Linked DNA regions of Homo sapiens: region 2 is linked to region 1. A link is an interaction called in ENCODE POLR2A ChIA-PET data of the cell type or tissue named here. Cell type or tissue: PC-9. All regions are shown on one strand. Links, peaks and the distances in the headings refer to the core of each region. The heading gives the core; the rest is flanking DNA.

Evidence for each region. Peaks named below come from ENCODE experiments on the same cell type or tissue, not always from the same donor. Only the 100,000 strongest peaks of a DNase experiment are listed, where the experiment ranks them.
Region 2: POLR2A ChIA-PET joins it to region 1 with 5 read pairs; 1 of 35 experiments calls an interaction of 5 or more read pairs at or near these places.

Annotation. Positions count from the first base shown.
Region 1 is chr2:160,336,594-160,339,420 of GRCh38, forward strand. All of the region lies in intron 2 of RBMS1 (RNA binding motif single stranded interacting protein 1), which reads right to left. Among named protein-coding and RNA genes, the nearest start is that of LINC02478, 66 kb to the left of the region's middle. In PC-9, for the core only: no CTCF peak of the experiment used is centred there; a DNase peak (open chromatin) is centred at 1,328.
Region 2 is chr2:161,249,740-161,252,566 of GRCh38, forward strand. PSMD14-DT (PSMD14 divergent transcript) reads right to left here. Exons shown (of 4, transcript NR_110593.1): 2 at 1,257-1,483. Among named protein-coding and RNA genes, the nearest start is that of PSMD14-DT, 3.5 kb to the right of the region's middle. In PC-9, for the core only: a CTCF peak has its summit at 1,268 (motif pointing right); a DNase peak (open chromatin) is centred at 1,352.

The sequences.
Region 1 (2,827 bases), core at 307-2,806:
AAACAGATGAAATTATTTTCAATAATATTTTCAATACAGTATCTCCAAAATATTATCATTTCAACATGTAATGAATATAAAAATATTGAGATGTTTGACTTTTTTTTCCTAAGTATTTGAAATCCAGTGTGTATTTTATACTGCCAGCGTATCTCTATTTGGACTCGCCACATTTCAAGCACTCAATAGCCACATGCGGCTGGTGGCCACTGTGCTGTGTACGCAGATATAGATGTTTATGGGCTGTTGCCTCTTTCACAGTTTAACATTTCCCTTGCCATGGGAAATAGTAGCTTGGCACCATTTAAACCATGGCTAACACAGTTGCAGACTCTGCTTTAGATTGTTTATGGTAGTTGCTTTAAAGTGGGCTCACATTAGGGCAATAATCCAACTTTTGTACTTCTGAAGTTATTTTTCTAACCCTGGGTCTCAGGGAGATAATCACTCACTTTTGGGGTTAATCTCTGAGAATGTCTGAATAGCAAGGCATACTTGAAAAGTCCCAGAAGCATTTTCTTTTCGTTTTTCTTTTTCTTTTCTTTTTTTTTTTTTTTTGAGCCAGAGTCTCGCTCTATCGCCCAGGCTGGAGTGCAATGGCATGATCTCAGCTCAATGCAACCTCCACCTCCTGGGTTCAAGCGATCCTCCTGCCTCAGCCTCCTGAATAGCTGGGATTATAGGTTCATGTCACTGCAGCTGGCTAATTTTTTGTATTTTTAATAAGGCGGGGTTTCACCATGTTGGCCAGGCTGGTCTCGAATTCCTGACCTCAAGTGATCCGCCCCACTCAGCCTCCCAAAGTGCTGGGATTACAGATGTAAGCCATCGTGCCTGGCCCCCAACAACTTTTTCCTTTCAATGTACTTGGTAAGACTAATAAATGGTATAAATTAAGTCTTGTGGCACAGCAGAACATCCTACAATTCTTCCTTCATTCCCAACTCTTAGGGCTTTGAATGAGCTTTAATCATATACTTTGAGTGAAATGAATTATAATATATGACTTGAGAACACACCTCAGAATGGTACATTTGTTTGATGAGCTTCATTTTAAGAAAAAAACTGGGGGGGAGGGGAACCACATATTTATTCACTGCCTAAAAAACAAGAAATTGACTAAATCTGAAGCCAATTGACCCTGCAGATCCGCAGCCTCTACTTGTCTGAGATACCAAAATTTAACCACATGATGTTAGGGGAGCAATCAGGGAAGCCACTAGCTCTTAGGGCACCTTTCTTGCAAATTAGAAAAATGTACCCTGTATGGGAAGGGTCAATCTCTGAAGTACAGGACTTGGTGACTCAGTGTGAGATGGATATCAGCTCCATTCACCCCCGACCAGGCATTCTTGTGCTTGTGCAGGTGACAATGCCCACAATCGTACATGGAATCCTGGGAACAATGTCCCAGTTAGCATACAACAGCAGACACAGGTAGAAAGCTTTGGTGACAGCAGTGAGCTCAGTATGTAGGTTACAGATTTCCTCTGGACATCCCAGTACCAAAAATACCATCCTTATTAAATACTGCAAAATTGGTAACTGTCCTCCTTATGGAAAGGTGAGGCAGAAAATAAAGAATACCAGATTTTCAAAAAGTAAAACTACTGTTATGCATCCAAATTGGAAATTAAAAATTTAAAGCCTAGGGCAGTTCTTAATATGAATAAATATGTGATGAACTTAATGAAAATATTTTCCACAAATCTTTATAAAATATGTAATACATGATTCTGGGAGTGTCCACCACCCAATGATATAACTGAGAAAGTTGGAGTTTGTTGATTGCACACTTTTTCACTCCTCCTTTACTGTAGTGACGAGAGACTATAGAGTACTCAATTTTATGTATACTAGAAAAAAGTTACAGTACATTCTATTGTCTATCTAAATAAGGTCTAGATGAAAGTGCACAATAATGGCATGTCAAGCTCATCTCCCCAACCAAATCTGGTATTCCTTATACATTGGGAAAGCAGTCATCATATCCTGCTTGCTATCTATATATCTTTTTCTCACATATATTTTAATCTTGTTAAGGATAGAAACTGTTTTATTCATTTTTATGTGCTATGCTATCTACCACAACACCTTTGACATAATTGGTGCTAAATAAATGGTGGTTGAATTGATTTTTTAATTTAAAAGACTTAAAAGTTCAAAAAAGAAAAGGTAGTGGCCATAAGACAGAGAAGACAGGGTGTGCACAGAGGAGCCTCTGATAATCACCCACTCAATAGGCAGAAGAGGAGAGTTGAGGAAAGAGAATGAAGCAAACACTATTGGTTCCAGGCCCTATTTGTGCCAGGCACTGGCCAAGGAGCTTTACATATGTTACCTTACTTAATCCTCATCACAGGCATTATAATCCCTACTTTATGAACAGAGAACACTGAGGCCAGGAAGCAAAAGCAAGTTGTCCAGGATCATCCACCTATTACACAGGCAAGCAGGGTTTCATTAGGCCTGCCTGAGCCAAATCACATCTCTCTCCCCAGCGCCCTCAGCACTGGAGGCCAGGCATGGTGGGAGGAGCTGCTGAAGAAAAAGCCAAGAAGCCAGCTGCACAGACTCTGAAGAAAAATTCTATTGCATGTCATCTAACGAGAGAGTTACATTTTCCCTTTTTCCTTTACCTGTAACACAACTCCTTCCAGTCCACTGAAACAAATGTTTTCATTTTGAATAACATGACCATCTCAGCACAAATTCTAAATTGATGAACAAGTTATTTTAATAACATTCAAGATAAAATTCCAGGAAAAAAATATTTTGAGCTCTTATTCCTTTGAAGTTTATGGTAACAATGACTTGTTACTCGTTT
Region 2 (2,827 bases), core at 210-2,709, 910 kb after region 1:
TTATCTGGAGGACTCAGGACATTTTCTATATAGTAAACTGAATGATGAACATTATTTAAGGTGATAAATGGGAATAAATTTTAGAAAGTCATATCTCTAGAAAAATTTACTTGACCATTGGATTAATAGTCTAAGAAGTGATGGTGATAGAATAACAGTAGCGTCTTGGTGAAGCCCTTTCTCTTTGCTAGACACTTCACGTACATTCCCTCATTCAGTCGTTAATAATCACCTAATGAACCCAACGTGATTTTGTTTTACTGATGAGAAAAATGAGGCTAAGTTTAAGTCACATAGCTTGTAATGGATGAGGCTTTATAGCTGTGGGACTCTAGAGTCCATCTGATCATGTGATGTAGTTCCATTCTGGTTTCTGAAGGACAGAGACATGGAGGAGGTTTGAAAACTGTCTCTTTCCCCTCTTAAAATTCAGTTTTTCCTTTACTAAATCCAAAAGAGTAAGTGAAGTGGTCCAAGAATTTAGCAATGTAGTCAAGGTCCATTTGATTAGGAAGTCTTTATATGACTAGAAACAGGATTGCTTTGGCACATACATAAAGACTCTACACATCCATCCTCAAATTTAGCAATTTGAAGCAGTTAGCTACACGGACAGTTTTGTATGCATTGCTAAATGCAGACACAAAAACTGCATTTGCAAAAAGAGGAAACCCAGTTAAACTAGGTTGCAAATTTGGCCCTAATTTAGCGTAGCATTTGTGATACATATAGGTTAGAGTGACATTTATATAATGGTGTGAAATATGAGAAAGTTCCAATGCTAGACACAAAGACTTTTAAAAATTGCTTTTGCCTACTTTGGTTAGTTTAAGAAACAGGAGGAAGAATTTGGTTTTTCAAGTGATGGGAAGCCTTTAAGGATGTTGGAACACTGTTCAGTCCCCTGGGGTTCTGCCTGCTGTACAATTTTAAATGTCTTTTAGCTAAAAAATTGGCCAACAAGGGAAACACAGAGATGAAATATCTTCTTTCTTATCTGGAAAGTGAGAAACTATAGGTGGCTAACATAATCCAATTTTGATAGTCGAATAAATGGTCAGCTTTTGGGGTTAGAAAGTCATAATCCTCCTTGTTAATATGTCTATCTAACTGGAGTAACTACCTACCTATTAGAATTTATCTTGGAAATTTTGTCCTTATGCTCAGTTGTAGACGTGTTTCAGCTTAAGAAATACAGCCAAAAATGAGACTAGATAAATATACCATGTTTCATGTAAATGCTGCTATCATGGTACCTGAAACTATTTCCATTTCTTCATTGAAGACCACTGGAGGGCAGTGTTTTCTCCTTTGGGAACAGCACCTGGTTTCACATGGAGACTGCATAGATGTGTTAAAAAGGCATCTAGGTTACAGGAAATGAGTTGTACTTCTCATTCAGGCTGTGCTTGGAATTTACCCCCTCCTGTTTACGTGTCATTCAGATTGTTCCTTATCATACTGCCTGTCAAATTAGTTGTACCTGAAATCAGATTCCAAAAGATCATGTACAATACATATTTACTGTTTTAAAGCTTTATATTCATTAACTATTTGAGGCATTATGTTAAGTTCATTTTGCTAATATAAATAGCAAATAAAAAAGGATATATAAGCAAGAGTAGGCAGTTTTAACCAGATGCTTTGCACTTAAAATTTCAATATTTCATTGATTTTATTTTCAGTATAATTTTATTACATATAATATGTATACATATATTTGTCACCAAATTAGCAAATTCACATTTTCTGGAAAGAACAAATGAAGACTTTTCCTAGAAGCTTATTTGTCATATCTTATGATATGCCTTGTTCCCTAAGGATGGTATGTGGAAAAATGTTTAATTTCTTCTATTTTAAAAAATGATCTATTGCTGAGTATTAAATTATAAAATTATACTAATTTGTGTTTCCATTAGTTAAAAAATGAAACTGGATTACATATTAATTTGGTGTGTCAGGGGTCCATTTAATCTTTATTTAAAGGCATATAATGCAAACTGAATTCTTTTAATTATAATAGTCGTTTCATTGTTAAAAATGAAAATATCATATATTTTAGCTCTGTGACTTTGTCCAGCAAAATACTGCTACTTTTGCAAAATCAATATATAATTTTAGTCTAATGATTTACTTGATTTATTTTTTTCAATAAAGTGCCCAGAAGCTTACCTGGAACTTGGCCAAAATAAGGCAGAGCAACTAATCACTTGAGGAAAAACATAAATAACAATATCTGTATCATAAATGCTTTTTAAAAGTATTTCATTTTTATAACATTATTTCCGATTACAAAAGTAATACATGTTCATTGTGTACAGCCGCGTGCCACCACGCCCGGCTAATTTTTTGTATTTTTAGTAGAGACGGGGTTTCACTATGTTAGGAAGGATGGTCTCAATCTCCTGACCTCGTGATGCGCCCGCCTCGGCCTCCAAAAGGGCTGGGATTACAGGCGTGAGCCACTGTGCCTGGCCTCTTATACATATTTTTATGCACTAGTAAGTATTAAAAATAATTAGGATATATGACATTACTCATTGATGAGTGACACTTCCCTTAAAATATATCACATTTTCCCATGTCATTAAATACTAACTATAGTATTCCATAGTATAAATGCACCATAGTTTGTCTAACAAGTTCTCTAACACTATGTATTTGGTAATTGCTAATTTTTCCTTTTTTTGAGATAGAGTCTCACTCTGTCACCCAGGCTGGAGTGCAGTGGTACAATCTCGTCTCACTGCAGCTTCCACCTCCTGGGTTCAAGCGATTCTCCTGCCTCAACCTCCTGAGTAGCTGGGACTATAGGCATGTGCCACCA